Linked DNA regions of Homo sapiens: region 1 is linked to region 2. Evidence: chromatin loops called from intact Hi-C (ENCODE). Cell type or tissue: CD4-positive, alpha-beta T cell. All regions are shown on one strand. Each heading gives the region's core, and the rest is flanking DNA. Links, peaks and the distances in the headings are about the cores only.

Region 1 (8,330 bases), core at 232-8,231, 400 kb after region 2:
AGGTTTTAGCCAGTGCAATAAAGCAAGACAAAGAAATTAAAGGCTCCAGTTTTGGGGAAAAAGTAAAACTCTTTATTTGTAGAAAATACATTTCTTTCTTTCTTTCTTTTCTTTTCTTTCTTTCTTTTTTTTTTTTTTTTTTTTTGAGATGGAGTCTCACTGTTGTTGCCCAGGCTGGGGTGTAGTGGCGCGTGATCTTGGCTCACTGCAACTTCTGCCTCCCAGGTTCAAGCAATTCTGCTGCCTCAGCCTCCCAAGTAGCTGGGATTACAGGCACCCATCACCACACCTGGCTAATTCTGTATTTTTAGTAGAGACGGGGTTTCACCATATTGGTCAGGCTGCTCTTGAACTCCTGATCTCAGGTGATCCACTCAAACTTTTTGTGTATGTTTGTTAATTTTAGAATTAAAAAATCGAAAAATATTGACCAAGCACATATGAGAAAGGACCAAATTACAAAGACAAAAAATAATTAAATCATCAGAGCAAATGGAGAGGTTTAACGGAAGACATAGTAAAAGATAAAATTGGTGAATTACAAAATAAATCTAATAAAGTTACCCAGAATGCAGTATAGAGAGAAAAAGAGAAAATATGAAAAAAAAGTTCAGAAACTTGGAGAATACAATGACAAGGCCTGTCATATGGGTGTTGGAATTTCAGAGGAAAGAGAAAGAATAAGGCTAAGATTATATTTGTAGAAATGTTTCTAAGATGATTCCTCAGAAATAATTTCTGAGAGGCAAGGTGTGGTGGCTCATGCCTGTAATCCCAGCACTTTGGGAGGCTGAGGCGGGTGGATCACCTGAGGTTGGGAGTTTGAGACCAGCCTGACCAACATGGTGAAAACCTGTCTCTACTAAAAATACAAAAATTAGCCGGGCGTAGTGGCGGGCACCTGTAATCCCAGCTATTCAGGAGGCTGAGGCAGGAGAATCGCTTGAACTTGGGAGGCGGAGGTTGCAGTGAGCTAAGATCACGCCATTGTACTCCAGCCTGGGGCAACAGAGTGAGACTTTGTCTCAAAATAATAATAATAATAATAATAATAATAATTATTATTATTATAATTCTTGAGAATTTCTAATGAATAAGTAAATGGAATAAATAAAAAGAACCCACAGTTAGGCACCATAATGAGTTATCAAGCACCAACAACTAAGAGAAGCCTCCAAGGCAGCCACTGAAGACGATGGAGATGTCCAAATGAACAAAGATTATCTATTTTCATCACCCACAACAGAGGCAGAGCTAAAAATGGAATATTGTTAGTGGGCTCAAAAGAAAATAATTGTGTACCTAAAATACTATATGTAGAAAAAAAATATATTTTAATATTTAGAGCGCCGGGCGTGGTGGCTCTTGCCTGTAATCCTAGCACTTTGGGAGGTCAAGGCAAGCGGATCACCTGAGGTCACGAGTTCAAGACCAGCCTGACCAACATGGTGAAACCCCATCTCTACTAAAAATACAAAAAAAATTAGCCAGGTGTTGTGGTGCGTGCCTGTAATCCCAGCTACTCGGGAGGCTGAGGCAGGAGAAGTGCTTGAACCCAGGAGGTGGAGGTTGCAGTGAGCCGAGATCGCACCATTGCACTCCAGCCTGGCTGACGAGAGCAAAACTCCATCTCAAAAAAAAAAAAAAAAAAAAAAAGAATTAGAGCAAAATACGGGTGCAGTGGCTCACACCTGTAATCCCAGCACTTTGGGAGGCGGGGAGCTTGAGCTCAAGAGTTCATGACCAGCGTGGGCAACATAGTGAGACCTTGTCTCTAATAAAATTTTTAAAACGTTAGCTGGGCATGGCAGTGCATGCCTGTAGTTCCAGCTACTTGGGAGGCTGAGGCAGAAGGATAACTTGAGCCCAGGAGATGGAGGATACTAGGCTATGATTGTGCCACTGCACTCCAACCTGGGCAACAGAGTGAGATCTAGTCTCAAAAAAAAAAAAAAAAAAAAAAGAATTAGGGTAAGATAAAGACATTTTCAGTTAAAAAAAATGAGTGTTTGCCACTAGACATCCTCACTAAGAAAACTTGTAAAAAATATACCTGTATATCAGGCAGAAGGAAGATGATGCCAGATGAAGGTCAGACACACAAAAATGTAAGGATGAAAAACTGGCCAATACTTAGGTCTAAACAAACAAACAAAACAAATTAGACTACATAAAATAATCCCTTCTGCAGTTTATGTATTTTTTTTTAAGGGGCCATGCTAGTCTTCTCTGTATCGTTCCAATTTTAGGTGAATGCAAAAGTAATTGTGGTTTTTGCATTGTTGGAATTTGCTGTTTGATATTGGAATATGTTCTTAAATAAATATGTCATACATCATTTTAACGGGCATTTCTCGCTTTATTTTTTTTGCTAATGACATTACTTGCTGTTTATTTTACGTTTATTTTAGACTATGGAAATGATGTTAGACAAAAAGCAAATTTGAGCAATTTTCTTATTTGAGGTCAAAATGCAGAAGAGACAACTGGCAACATCAACAATTCATTTGGCCCAGAAACTGCTAGGGCACACACAGTGCAGTGGTGGTTCGAGAAGTTTTGCCAATAGATGCCGGCCTTCAGAAGTTGACAGTGATCAATTGAGGGCAGTCATCAAAGCTGATCCTCTTACGCTACAGGAGAAGTTGCCAAAGAACTCAACGTTGGCCATTCAATGGTCGTTTGGCATTTGAAGCAAATTGGAAAGATAAAAAGCTCAATAAGTGGGTGCCCCATGAGCTGAGCGAAAATTTTTAAAAATCATCATTTTGAAGTGTCATCTCTTATTCTACATAACAAGAACAAACCATTTCTCAATTCTATTGTGATGTGTAATGAAAAGTGGATTTTAAGTGCCGGAGCAGTGGCTCATGCCTGTAATCTCAGCACTTTGGGAGGCTGAGGCGGGAGGATAACTTGAGGTCAGGAGTTCAAGACCTGCCTAGCCAACATGACGAAACCCCATCTCTAAAAACATTAGCTGGGTGTGATGGCGGGGCCCTGTAGTCCCAGCTACTTGGGAGGCTGAGGCAGGAAACTGCTTGAACCCGGGAGGCAGAGGTTGCAGTGAGCCGAGATCGCGCCACAGCACTCCAGCCTGAGCGACAGAGCGAGACCCCTCTCCCTGCCTCCCTCGCCCCCCAAAGAAGAAAAAAGAAAGCACAGCCTTCCGTTGAGGCCTCTGGGCGATCCAGTAGGATAGGTCTAGGCGCCGACTGCGTGGGGACCACGCACGACCGTGACAGGCGCAGTCTTGAGGACACTGGCTTTGAGAGCAGCTGAGGGACTGGGCAAAGAAGGGGCTGCAGGTATGGGGGTCAGGCCAGCCCAGGGGAAGTGCGCACGGGTGTGCGGGGGGGTCATTCAGGGCCCTGACGGAGCTAAGGGGAGGATTTAGCCCTGAGTCGGCTCTGGGGTGTGGGGTGGCGGGATGGGGTGCCCTCCCCGGGGCCAGGGCGAGCAGGGTGCGGGGCTCCTGGAGGCTAGCAGGATTAAGGTCGTTTTTAGGATGAGTGAGCTCTGCAGGTTCCCTGCTTTCAACCCGGAAGGAACCTGGGCCCACGTGGGAGTGGGATTGGGGGGTGAGACCCGCAGCCCACGGAAGGGGCGCTGAGACGCGCGGCCGCGAGGGTCAGGGGTGCCCCACGGGAGCGTGCGGCTCATATTATTAGGAAGGTGTCCAGTGCGTCGTGCCCCGGCCGGGCGCCAGGTGGCGGCAGAGGCCGGTGCGGCGCAGCTTCTTCGGCCGCGGGACAGCGGTGCCCCCAGGGTAGGAGGCTGGGGCTGGGCTGGAGCAGAGCCGGAGGGAGGAGTGCGGCCAACAAAAGACCATCCGCGAGCGCCTGAACTTGGGTGTGGAGTTGTATTTTAGGATATGTTAAAAAGTTAGGAATATTAAGTAATTGGCACTTGGCCGGGAGCGGTGGCTCACACGTGTTATCCCAGCACTTCAGGAGGCCGAGGTGGGCGGATCACCTGAGGTTGGGAGTTTGAGAACATCCTGGCCAACATGGCGAAATCCTATCCCTACTAAAAATACAAAAACTTAGCTGGGCATGGTGGTGCGCGCCTGTAGTCCCAGCTACTAGGGAGGCTGAGGCAGGAGACTCCGTCGCAAAAAAAAAAAAAAAAAAAAAAAAAGGCACTTAATCCCAGACTGAAACCCTCTTTTCAGACTCTACATTAAGATCTTAAAGAACTTAGGCCCAGGCAGGCGGGTCACTTGCAGTCAGGAGTTTGAGACCAGCCCGGGCAACATGGCAAAACCTGTCTCTACTAAAAATACCAAAATTAGCCGGGCTTGGTGGTGCGAGCCTGTAATCCCAGCTACTCCGGAGGCTGAGGCAGGAGAATTACATGAACCCGGGAGGCAGAGGTTGCAGGGAGCCGGGATCAGGCCGCTGCATTCCAGCCTGAGCGACAGAGCGAGACTGTCTCAAAAAATAAATAAATAAAATAAAATAAAATAAAGAGCTTAAAGAACTTAAGAAAACACCAAATACTTCAGAGGTACCAGTGGCAATGTAATTAATGAGGATATTCAAGGAAGGTGACATAATTGCCAAGGTAAAAATAATTAAACAATTTCCAAAAGTCTATTTCAGTGAAGGAAACATTTGTCTTTAAGGGAAACATCAATGAAAATTATGTTTATGGCAAAAATGAGCCCTTTCTGCAAGCTTCATTTAGAAAATTGTGGGCATAATTACCATTTTACACAAAATAACTCTGTAGAAAGCTTTTTGAAATAAGCTTCTATTGAAATAAAATGCCAATTAATTACCCATTTAACTTATTAAATGAGAACTATAGGGTGCTAATTTTTAAATATTTTTTAAGTTGCTTTGAAATAATACCTTTTCTTTGAGACTTGAGAACATATATAGCTAATATGAACTGATGAAACAAAGATTTTTAATTACTTCTTTTATTATTTACCTATATATTCTGTATCAGTTAATTTCATTGCTTAAATTATTAATGTCTAATATGCCACTTGAAGCATTCATATTCTGAAAATGATGTAAGTTACACATGTAGGTTGGCCGAAAGTATTATATACTAGGACACAGCGGAGTTTGGGAGTGTCTGCTGCCTGTCCAGGAAGCTGCAGGTTTATGAGTTGTAAATGTAGGAGAATTCAGTTCAGTATAAATAGTTTAGCTTCCTGTTATATTAGGATAGGCAGTTAAGCTTATGTTTTTGCCATAGACAAATTATCATTATCTGTCAGGCCTACAGTTTAGGTTTTGACGTAACTCTTCAAGTACAAATGGAGAATGCATCCCCAGCAGCACTGCAGTCCTCGTTCACACCGAGTTTCGGTACAGTCAGGGGTTTTGAAGTCAGTACCACGGGAGACGCAGACGGAGGATGAATGAAAGGCACAGAAAAATCCTAAGGTAGAAATGGGGGGAACGGAAAAGCAGACAGACACTAGAGGGCGCAGGAGGAAAGTGGGTCGGAGTCCTGGAAGAGGAGGCGGGCTGGGTGAAGGAAGACAGTGAAGAGGGCACTCTGAAAAACCCATCCGAATCTTTCAGTGTAGGTAGGCACCACCCACAGCATGTTGTCATTGCAAACTGGTTCCTTCCATACGTCCCGAAAGGCTCTCCATGGTAGCTTACATCTCTCTATTTGACACTTGATGGCTTTCTTAAGGTATTTAGGTCCATTTACTAAAAATGACTCATCACTTGTTAATTAAATAAGGTTTATACATTTTTTTCATTTTAATTTCAAACATAGGAGATAAAGAAAAAAGGTGCTTGTGGCCAGGCACGGTGGCTCACGCCTGTAATCCCAGCTGAGGGGAGGCCGAGGCGGGAGGATCACCTGAGGTCAGGAGTTTGAGACCAGCCTGGCCAACATGGTGAAACCCTGTCTCTACTAAAAATACAAAAGTTAGCCAGGCGTGGTGGTCCTAATCCCAGCTGCTCGGGAGGCTGAGGTGGGAGAATCTCTTGAGCCTGGGAGGCAGAGGTTGCAGTGAGCCAAGATTGCGCCACTGCACTCTAGCCTGGGCAACAGAGCGAGACTCCATCTCAAAAAGAAAAAAAAAAAAAAGAAAAAAAGAAAAAAGAATAAAAGTGCTTGTTCACCCGTACTTTGTGCATGTCAAGTGATATTGAAAACCAAATCTGTAGGCTGTGCCTGGTGGCTGACGCCTATAATCCCAGCACTTTGGGAGGCCAAGGCGGGCGGATCACCTGAGGTTGGGAGTTCAAGACCAGCCTGACCAACACAGAGAAATCCCATTTCTATTAAAAATACAAAATTAGCCCAGCGTGGTGGTGCATGCCTGTAATCCCAGTTACTCGGGAGGCTGAAGCAGGAGAATCGCTTGAACCCTGGAGGCAGAGGTTGCAATGAGCCAAGATCGCGCCATTGCACTCTAGCCTGGGCATCAGGAGTGAAAAAAAAAAAAAAAAGAAAACCAAATCTGCAGACGAACTTGAGTGCCTGTGTAACAGGTTGTGTTGTCTGTTGTCTATTGTGTTGTGGACTTGTGTTGTCCATATGCCCTTTATGCAAGTTATTTACCAAAATAGCGCTTTTTGAATCGTGTTTTCCATTTACTATTTCATAAGACATAGTATGTATCTATATTATAAAGTTAAGAACAGCAGAAAAATGTATTTTCATTTTACAAGAATGACTTCAATTTAAGTTAGTTTTTATTCACCAAAATCCATAATGTTCCATGTGTCACAATAAAACAAAGCAGACTTTGCCAGCGTGAATCCACTTTTACTGAAGATGAGGGTCATTCATGGACCTAGAGGTTACAATAGTCAAAGTGTTCTGCACGAGAACAAACACACAGATGTCTTTGAAATGTGATGCAAAAGTGCAGACTGCTGCCTCCTACTGATGAAAAGGAAATGAGTGAGATGCTATGAGTCACTAATTGTGAACTAGTCAGTCGACAACTCCAAGAGCCCACTTCATGCTGGTGACGAGGTCCACCAACGATGGTCTGGCATGTGGGGGCCTTAGTTGAAAGACAGGAGAGGTGGATCAGAGACAGCTAGAGGAGCAGGCATTTCCCGAGTGCTGTAAAGGGGGACTCATCCCGCTAGGAGAATGTCTATTAGGGAATTCAGACCAAGTTCTGGGAAGGAATCCACAAGGAAGTCTCCGGGAGCAAGGAAGAAGGGGAAAGGAGAGGCAGCTGGGAAAATGCGAGACACACACATCCACCCCTTCCCCAAAACCCTGGCTTACACACTCGTGAGAGCCTCCCGTGGCTCAGGGAAGTCTTAGGGGGTCTTAGGAAACATCACACATTTCACTTTCATCTGTCCACCAGTTAGCTACACTCGGGCTTCCAGATCATGAATTTTTTTTTCTTTTTAAAGGGAGTCTTGTTCTATAGCCCAGGCTGGAGTCCAGTGGTGTCATCTCGGCTCACTGCAACCTCAGCCTCCCAGGTTCAAGCGATTCTCCCACCTCATCCTCCCGAGGAGCTGGGACTACAGGCACGCGCCACCATGCCCAGCTAATTTTTGTATTTTTCGTAGAGACAGGGGTTTCACCATGTTGGCCAGGCTTGTCTTGAACTCCTGACCTCCTGATCTGCCCGCCTCAGCCTCCCAAAGTACTGGGATTACAGACATGAGCCGCCGCGCCTGGCCAACAGGTGTTTCTTAAAAGCAGAAGCAGAGAGAGGGCAGGAGAGAACAAACAGGAGGGGAGGGATGTCTTCCGGACACTGGGCTCTCTCCTCAGGAGAGAATGAGGCCTGAGGTGGGCACAGGGCCCTCTGGGTGTGTAACAGGCCCAGGGCAGCCTCGCCAGCCTCCATTGCTTGTCCATAAGCAAAGCATAACATTATGTGTAAAAACAAACATCATCACAAGATAGGCCAGGCACCGCCTTGCGACAGCAGCCTTGTGGCTACTGGATGTGTGTGGTTGACCTCAGTAAGGTAGGCGCCCTTCTCTGCAGGCCTGTCCAGACAGCTCCGCACCATGCTGCTCAGGATCAGGCCTGCAGTTCCACGAACTGGCCCCCTTGTGGGTTGCCTTCAGGAGCATACCTCTGACTCAGTGTCCCAACCTCCTCTGCCCTGCCCTGCCCGGGGCCCTCATGTGCACACACCCAGGATCTGCCCAGGGCCCTCTCTGCTCAGCCCACAAATACTGCTTCGTTCCCCTGGCTGACTGGCTGCACCTCCAGGTAAAGCAATGCTCTCAGGCCCCAGCCAGGTCATTCTTTACGGGGTTATTCTATGTACTGTGGGAGGTATAGCAGCACCGCTGGTCTTTACGATGACCGGTTGTGACATGTGAGCCTCAGTCCTCGCTATATCAGGGAGTAGCTTCCTC
Region 2 (8,330 bases), core at 80-8,079:
GGAGTCATTTAATATCCAAGACTCACATGCAATGAGACAGTGCACAGGAAACTGCTAAAAAGCATGAAGCGCAAGATGAATTCGTTAATTCAGCAGGTATCTCTTAAGGACCTGCAAATAAGAACAGTAACGTTAAGCACAGGCAGCCTCAGGGGCAGGTACGGAATTCTGGCAGCACAGAGCACAGCTCTTAACCCAGTTACCAACCTCGAGTGGGTGCTGAGGTGGACATCCCAGAGCTACAGTCACTGGAGTCAGTGACCACGGACAGGCTGGAGGCCACGCATTCTAGATGAGGGAGTCTCTCTCCAAAACAAGACGCACCAGCACGTGCCGAGGAAATGAAACTCCAAATGACGGTAAGATAAAGCACTTCCCAAATGACGTCACCACCCTGGTCACACTGCAGCCGGCCGTGAGGGTGGGCCAGCCGCCCTGCAGGAGCCAAGTGTTTCAGGGACAGGACCCCGCTCCTCGTCCAGCTCCCCACACCGCGAGCTTCACCGTCCGGAAGTGCGCAAAGCTGCAAGTGAAAGAGGAAGCCCTGCCTTCTTCCCAGCATCCACGCTCCTGACCCAGAAGGTGATCCACGTACAACCTGAAGTATGAGATTTCATTAGCAGCCCATTCTCTTAATTAAAAGCCAGATGGAATATTTGAGGTGATGGCCTCGAATGGTAGATGGTGCTCAGGGCTGACAGCAAATAGGATATTCAGGTCACTGGTTCTCCCATCCCCAGTAGCTGTGATTAGGAGATGGTCACACCCCTCCTTCACTTTCTTCTTCTTAGATGTTCCCTCTTATTTAAAAAGAAAAATCTATGAAACTAGCCCCATACAAGTGTATGGGCATGGGGAACAAATAGGTATTTGTGATATAAAAGCAAACAGCCTCTATCCAAATGACACTGAGGATTTCAACCATATATGGCGCGCAGGGTCACCCTCTTCCCAAGGTGAAAATGCCCAGTGCCAGGAGCCCGACGCTGTCTCAGAACTCAGGGCCACTGCATTCAAAATCATTTCAAGATTTCAGCATTTACTTTTAATATTTGTGAATCTGTAGTAACTTTTATAACAGACATGACTAGTTAACAAAAAACTGGATTTGACAGCAAGAACATCACAGTCATCAACAGTGTTGCTCAGAAGAAGATCCATCTATCACTTTTAACCTGTCCTGAAAGGGGGAAACTTGATGAAATCAGGCGTCCAGATTTCATCACAATTTGAATTTCTAAGACAATCAAAATGCCAGAGACTAAGACAAAACTACATAGACATCTGGGGGGAAAAACAGCCCCTGGAAAGATATTCAAGCTGAAAGGATCTTGGCAGCAGGCAGAGTGGTTCTCCAAACTGTGGAGAAGAGAGGCCATTCCACTGAGAGTGAGAGGCCGGAGCACCGCTGTCAGACGATGTTTTTGGATATGATGTAGAAAATGCACGAGGAAAAGTTGTAGCTATAATATCCACGGGGGCTTTTCCATGAAAAAACAAGACATAAGCTGCCTGTGCAAGGGGAGCCAAAGAAATGCTGAAAACCACTGCCACAGGCTGGTGTGATCTGGAAGTTCTCCTCCTGAAACACAAAAAAATAACCCAGACAGACTCAGTGCTTCAGAGGGACACAAGGAGCACAGAAAAGCCGGGGGACACATAATTGCTTTCAGAGGCTACGCAGTTCAGAAGCAGGTGCAGCCCATCAGGAAGCCACAAGCCCCTCCAGAGGCACCGAGTCGGGGAGACCCAAGCCCCAAACACCAAGGCCATGGAGTAGGAAAGTGACAGCGTGGGTCTTGCCCTCATTCTCATCAAAGGGCAGCCCTGGGCTTTCATACAGAATAATAAACGCTGCTGCCAATCGTCCAGCTCAGTCCTATGGCCAGAAAAGTTTCTTCTAAAGAAATGTCTTCAAGAATGATTCTTATCATGACACATACAATGTGAACTACAAAAAAAAAGAAAAAAAAATCTGAATGACAAGAAAATGCCAGGACTAGAGCAACATGGAACTGAATGGTATTATAAAATTTTGATAAATTATACCCCAAGATGTTTATTCTACTTTTTCTGGATGACTGAGTACACGTTTTCATTTTAAGTGATAATCTACTAACATAAACAACTTGCGAAAGTATGTTATCTGTGTTAACAGAAAATTACATAAATATCTTAGTACTCTGGACACGATATTTTATTTTTGAGACAAGGTCTTGCTCTGTCACCCGGGCTGGAGTGCACTGGTGCAATCACAGCTCACTGCAGCCTCAACCTCCCAGGTTCAAGCCCTCCTCCCACCTCAACCTCCTGAGTAGCTGGCTCTACAGGCGTGTGCTACCATGCTTGGCTACTTTTTTAAAAACTTTTTGTAGAGATGGGTCTCACTCTGTTGCCAGGCTGTTCTGAAATTCCTGGGCTCAAGTGATCCTCCCTGGCATCTCCAAGTGCTAGGATTACAGACATGAGCCACTGCGCCCCCAGCCTTGGAAGCTGTATTTTGATGTCCGAACAAAAACAGTCCCAAATTAAATATAGAATTTCTGACTAGACAAATTATTCGTGTTACTTTTTAAATCAGTGAGTACAGAATCAACAACTTAAAGGTTAATCAAATACCTCTAGCTTCCATGACAGCTTTCGGTTAAACAGCAGTTTATCCGGCATAAAACATAATCAGGTTCCAGAAACCTGGAATTTACTAACTGCTTCCTATTGACTCAACCATAAAGAAGCGTCGCTCAGGTTTGGTTTTTCTGTTGTGAATCAAATGCTGAAGTGAATCGAATTCAAGTTGGCTTTCACGGCTACTCTACACCTTACACACCTTCCTTCGTCCCCAGATCCTAACAGCCAACCAAAACACATCCACTGGAGAAAATACAATCAATATATTCTTTTATTATTTTTTAAAACATGGCAAACCATACTTTAATCAGAGAGCAATGAAGATTTCCACTTACAAATTTATCCAAGTTGGCAAAAAATAATTAGCTAACACGAATCTTTCCTTGTATGACGCAGCTGTCTGAAGCAGATGCCAGCTAGCACAAAGGCCGTACATGAAGTCTTATCAAGAATGGTGGCGGGGACTGTCGGGAAGAAGGTGCTGACGCCGCTGGTAGATGTTAGAATGAAAATAAGGAAGCTTAGAGTAAGGAGGAGAGCAGGAAAGCCAGGCCCATAACACTAGTTATGAAGGAATGGGGGCCTTTCTGAAGGAATGGGGGCCTGGAATCTTCCAACAGGAGTCACAAAGAATACAATTAAACCACTTGTGTGTTTTCTCCTACACAAAGTGTTTTAAGAGGCATAGGAGGGAGTAAGTCTCAGGAAGAGAAATAACACTGTACACTTCTCCGACTTAAAGCCAACTAATATACACACAAACTAGCTAGCACCTGCATGGCTTTCTACAACTTTTTCTATTGCGATGCATAAATGTCCAAAAACACAGAATCCAAATTCCGTGTCTTTTACAAAGAAACTGTAATGAGTCTTTAAAAAAAAAAATCAGGATCACTTATTAGTAGAGTCTTCAGATTTAAAATCAGGCATGTGTCTGACTTACGGAACAAAGGCCATTTCATAACACAAGCGGTCTCTGTCCTCCGTGACAGAGGAAGGCGGATTTCCCCGAGGCATCCTGGCAGCCCGCGCAATGCATGGAAGCTACCACTAGATGGCACCTGCGCCCAAGCTATAGCCCGACTCCCTCCTGGTGCTGGTGCTACGCGTGTGGTCCCCGTACATGGAAGAGCCATCCACTTTTCAACAACAGGCATTTATCTGCAAAAGACTTACACCAAGAGCTTGCCTTAAAAGATCATCAGGACAAATGCAAAATGCACATGTCTTATGAAGCACAGCACTGTCAGTATAGCAATGCATCCTTTTGATCTGCATCTTACATTTCAGTTTGCACCTTCAACAATATTTTCAGAGGCTAAAAATGCAGAGGGCTTTAAATTAATAATATATTTGCATTTTGGCATAGACGGAATTAAGCAAACTATGTCCATGAACATTACATGTGGGGGATTATATATATAGTCAGCATATCCAACTTCAAAAATGTCCAACCTTGCAAAAACTTACTCAAATGTAATGAGTTAGCAATTGACTTAAAGTATGTTAGTCATTTAGTAACTGACTTGAAAATGCTCTCCATGCTGGCTTCAAGGCAGCTCATCTCAGCGAAAGCCTGGGTGCGTTCTAAGCGCTAGAGAGGAGGTTCAGGAAAACAGCACCTAAGTTGTCTTCTGTCACCTCTAGACTCGAGGTCCACAGGTCTGACTTCTAGCCCCAGGGCCCCCCTGATACTGTATAAGTCGGGAAACACTCTCATCCCTTGAACATAGCTCTGGGTGACATCGTCCATTCAATACCGGTCCCAGGTGGTCACCACCTGCAGGAGGAGACCCAGCCACCAGCCCTCACCATGTTTCTGCTTGGAACCAGCAATAATCACTTAAGATTGTGAGTGACATGTGGATGAAATGGAAACTGCTAAGATACCTGGCTCTTTGGCCTAGTTTGGTCTCCCAGTGGGGTGGTTTCAAGGGTAAGGATGTGCCTCTCCCACCGTGGGATGAGCAGACCATCACCGCAGAGCAATCAGCCCTGCCCAAGGGCAGCAGCCCTTCTGAAAGTGGCCCTTCCTGCACACGCCCCCACTTTAGCAAACTCAGGCAGGAGGGTGTGAAAGGGCTGGAAATTCAGAGTGAGCAACTGGAAGGGGAGACAGATGGAGGGACAATTTCCCAAGAGGCCGACTTGGGGCAGAAGCCAGAGAGGGAAAAAGACAACCCCCAGGTCTGAGCCTAGGCCAGAGATGAACACAGGAGCAGGCGAGGCTCACGGTGTTCACGACACAATTTTCTAAGTCCTTTCACAGAGGTTTATGTTACAATTATTGTCATTCTTTGGGTACTGTGATGTGTGTCTTCTGGTAAGACGGACTGAATAATTTGAGAAACAGCTATTTCTGAGCACTTGGTAGGATTTGCTACCTAAACGCCCAGAAAGTTAAAACTTCATTATTTTAGGACACTAAATAAACAAATAAACATCCCAGCTTTCCCCATTAGACATTCTTACTCTTATCGTTCTGATGAATTCACAACCTGGCTGGTACTGACCCCGTACTTGGTTGAGTGTGGATTATAAAGCTATAAGCAGAGAGGGGTGACCAAATGGAATCAAACTACGTAGGCACGGCCTGTCTGGTTAGGAAGCTTGTCCACACAGAAAGCCAGGCAAAACTAAAGCATGTTATGGTTACACATATATAAACAAATGTGAAACATGTAGGTTTTCTACAGCTCCCACATGCAGAGTTCAAACTATTATGTAATATAAATATTGAGTCTCAGAAGTTCCAGTCCACCATGGATACCTAAGGAAAAGATCTGACATTTTACTTAAAAATTTCAGCAACTCTCCCCAAATCACAACACTATATTGTTCCTGAAATATCTCAGGCAGGCTTCCTTAATCACACTGTAAGTTGTAACAAAAGGGTTGTAATTATAGTGTCCATTAAAATGATGTAAACACAATATATATATATATACATTTCTCCTTCAGACTTCATTCCTTCGTTTTCCTCTTCTCTCCTATTTTTAAAAAGAGGAAATAACTGTATTTTCCTTTCCTGTACATCTTAACCCATTTATGCCTAGTGTTCCATTATTGGAACGCTAAGCTCATGGGAGTTATTTATATCCTACTGCTCAAGGTTGTCACCAAGGTCTGATTTTTCACTAAAAAAAGAAATTTGCAACCTCCGGCATAAATGGGTTAAGTTTTGTTCTTATAGTTCACCTTCAATTTATCTTTTTTTTTTTTTTTTTTGTGAACCAAAAAAAAGAATTTCAAGCCCCAATTGAACAATGCCTCAGACAAATCTCTGGAAAGCCCTAATTACTGCATTTATCTTCTCAACCACTCAGTCATATTTCTATTTTGAGAAGGAGTTACAAAATAATATCTCTGCAACTGTTTCGCAGGAGCTCGTTGACCAAGCTGGAGCCCTGGATCTATGAATTCAAAATTTTGAAAGCTAAGTAAGCTGTTTTCCATCAAGTACTACATCAAAAAGCTGGTCACAAGAGGCCAAGCCTAAGTCCGTCCCTCTCCGCCCACGGGCTTCTCCGAGGCCATCTCCGAAACGCCCTGCAGCTGCTGGCAGAGCCCGCATGGGCCCCTATGTGGCCCCTGGACAGACCGACGGCACTCCTGGGGCAAGGTGAGCCCGGAGCACAACCGGCCTCCCAGTCAGTTCCTTCCCGGGGCTCTCAGAGCCAACCACACCCCCGCGCCGCATCTCTCCACCACCAACCACACCCCCGCGCTCCATCTCTCCACCAACCACACCCCCGCGCCGCACCCCTCCACCACCAACCACACCCCCGCGCTCCATCTCTCCACCAACCACACCCCCGCGCCGCACCCCTCCACTACTGTTTATAGGCTCTCAAGAGGGACAGGGAAAACCAGTATTGTTTGAGTGCCAACTCTGCATAAACAATTTCCACAGAATGACTGCACATGCATGTGCGTGCCTATGTGCATGTGTGTACGCGCGTGTGTACACGTTTGTGTGTACACGTGCGCGCATGTGTGCACGTGAACGTGACCAGTGGTCTCTGCATCCCACAGGGAGGGGAGGGCTTCTCTGAAAAGAAATTGTATATGCACAAGCCTTAGCCCCGCGCCTTCTATTTGCTGAAGACATCGCCTCGGTCAACACCAATGAATTCATTTACTCTGTGAATACAAATCCCGCCAGTGGCCACAACAATCCCTCTTGCTGAGTTCAGCAGTGAACGAGGCACACACTGGGCTGTCCCGCGCAGCTGCCTCCAGAGAAGTCGAGAGTAAACCTGAAGAAAGGGTGCCCTCCCGTAACCTCCCAGAGCCACCACCCAGAGGACAGGAAGGGTCCCACAGGCCCCTTCAGCTTTACCATCCTAAGATGCCTAGGTCCGAGGACATTTCCTTTCATCCAAGCTACAGGCGTCCCACAGCTGAGAACCCGGACCTGTGTGACCTGTGACCCCCTCTGCCACCCACGTGACAGGACAGACCATGGACCAAGTGGCCCCTCAGGGACCCAGGCTGTCTGAGGCCCCTGCGGGGGACAGAGGAAGACGTTGCTTCTCCAAGAACACAACTTACACTCGGGCACTCACGGACAGTCGTGATTGCAAAACGGGAAGTGATCTGAAGAGTCGCAACAGATCTGAACGACTAAACTCCGCTCCTTAAACGAACTTCAGATCAGCGATGACTTGACAGGTCTGACTCTCACGTGATTTCTCCTCTCTGAACTAGAAGCGAGCTCCATCGGGCCGCTGCGCTTCTATCAGCTTGAGCTGATGCCCTCCGTGTTCCCACACTGGCAGCTGCCGTCTGCGCTCGCAGGACCACAAGTGATGAACTGATGCCCTCCGTGTTCCCATGCTGGCAGCTGCTGTCTGCGCTCGCAGGACAACAAGTGATCCACTGGTTGTGCCACAGAGTCGAAGCTAGTCGAAGCTACAGGGCTGAGAGCCAGAAGCCACCTGCAAAGGGAGACTGTGCTCACCTGCGCACCTTCCCAGTTGCTGCTGAGCCACCTGCCTGCCACCAGGCCAGAAACCACCAAAGGCGCCTGGCACTACTGTCATTTCCATTATCATCAATGGCTATGACTATTTCTCTGTAATTACCCATGTTTATCTACCCTGCGTTTACTATACATAGGAATAAAACACAACTGCTTAAACTATTCAAATCCACCTGGAAGTCCATACAACAGTACTATACTGGTGCACCCGTTAAGACACTTCCCTTGCCCAGGGCTGCCTGCACCTGTCTGCCTGACCTGGTTCATCTCTTCTCATACACATGCAGTCAGATGAGAAGCCACACACACAGGCACGCTGCAACGCACACCAACACAGGTACACATACAAAGCACAAGCATGTGGTCATGCATTCATGGACATACATACAACTGTACATGCACAGCCACACCTGGGGGGCACACACGGCACAGGCATGTGTGCAGTCACACACGCATTCGCACAACTCACAAGAGAATCGCAGTGTGGTCTGGGTTGGGAATCCAGGACTGCAGGGGTCAGCGACTGTACAATGAGATACAGAGCACCCAGCCCTGACCCTCACGTACCTCCTACAACCAAATACAAGATCTAGAGTTTCACACCCATGAATCCACCATTCTTTAAAGTGAGAAAACAGGCGCATGTTTGGAGGTAATTCTTAAAGCTGAGAGCATCCAATCTATATCCTTAATAACCTGAGTGAGAAATCACACACAT

What was found. A loop is a pair of places that touch in the nucleus more often than their neighbours do. Peaks named below come from ENCODE experiments on the same cell type or tissue, not always from the same donor. Only the 100,000 strongest peaks of a DNase experiment are listed, where the experiment ranks them.
Region 1: it touches region 2 in a loop (4-fold over the local background); 3 of 110 quality-filtered maps call a loop at or near these places.

The regions. Positions count from the first base shown.
Region 1 is chr18:76,798,496-76,806,825 of GRCh38, forward strand. The region is part of intron 2 of ZNF236-DT (ZNF236 divergent transcript); the gene reads right to left. It also overlaps the pseudogene RNU6-346P. Among named protein-coding and RNA genes, the nearest start is that of ZNF236-DT, 20 kb to the right of the region's middle. RefSeq lists a silencer at 3,781-3,830. In CD4-positive, alpha-beta T cell, for the core only: CTCF peaks have their summits at 3,714 (motif pointing right), 3,918, 5,406 (motif pointing right) and 5,611; DNase peaks (open chromatin) are centred at 3,706 and 5,446.
Region 2 is chr18:76,395,411-76,403,740 of GRCh38, forward strand. The region is part of intron 3 of ZNF516 (zinc finger protein 516); the gene reads right to left. Among named protein-coding and RNA genes, the nearest start is that of ZNF516-AS1, 92 kb to the right of the region's middle. In CD4-positive, alpha-beta T cell, for the core only: CTCF peaks have their summits at 3,682 (motif pointing right) and 3,883; DNase peaks (open chromatin) are centred at 341, 3,671 and 6,381.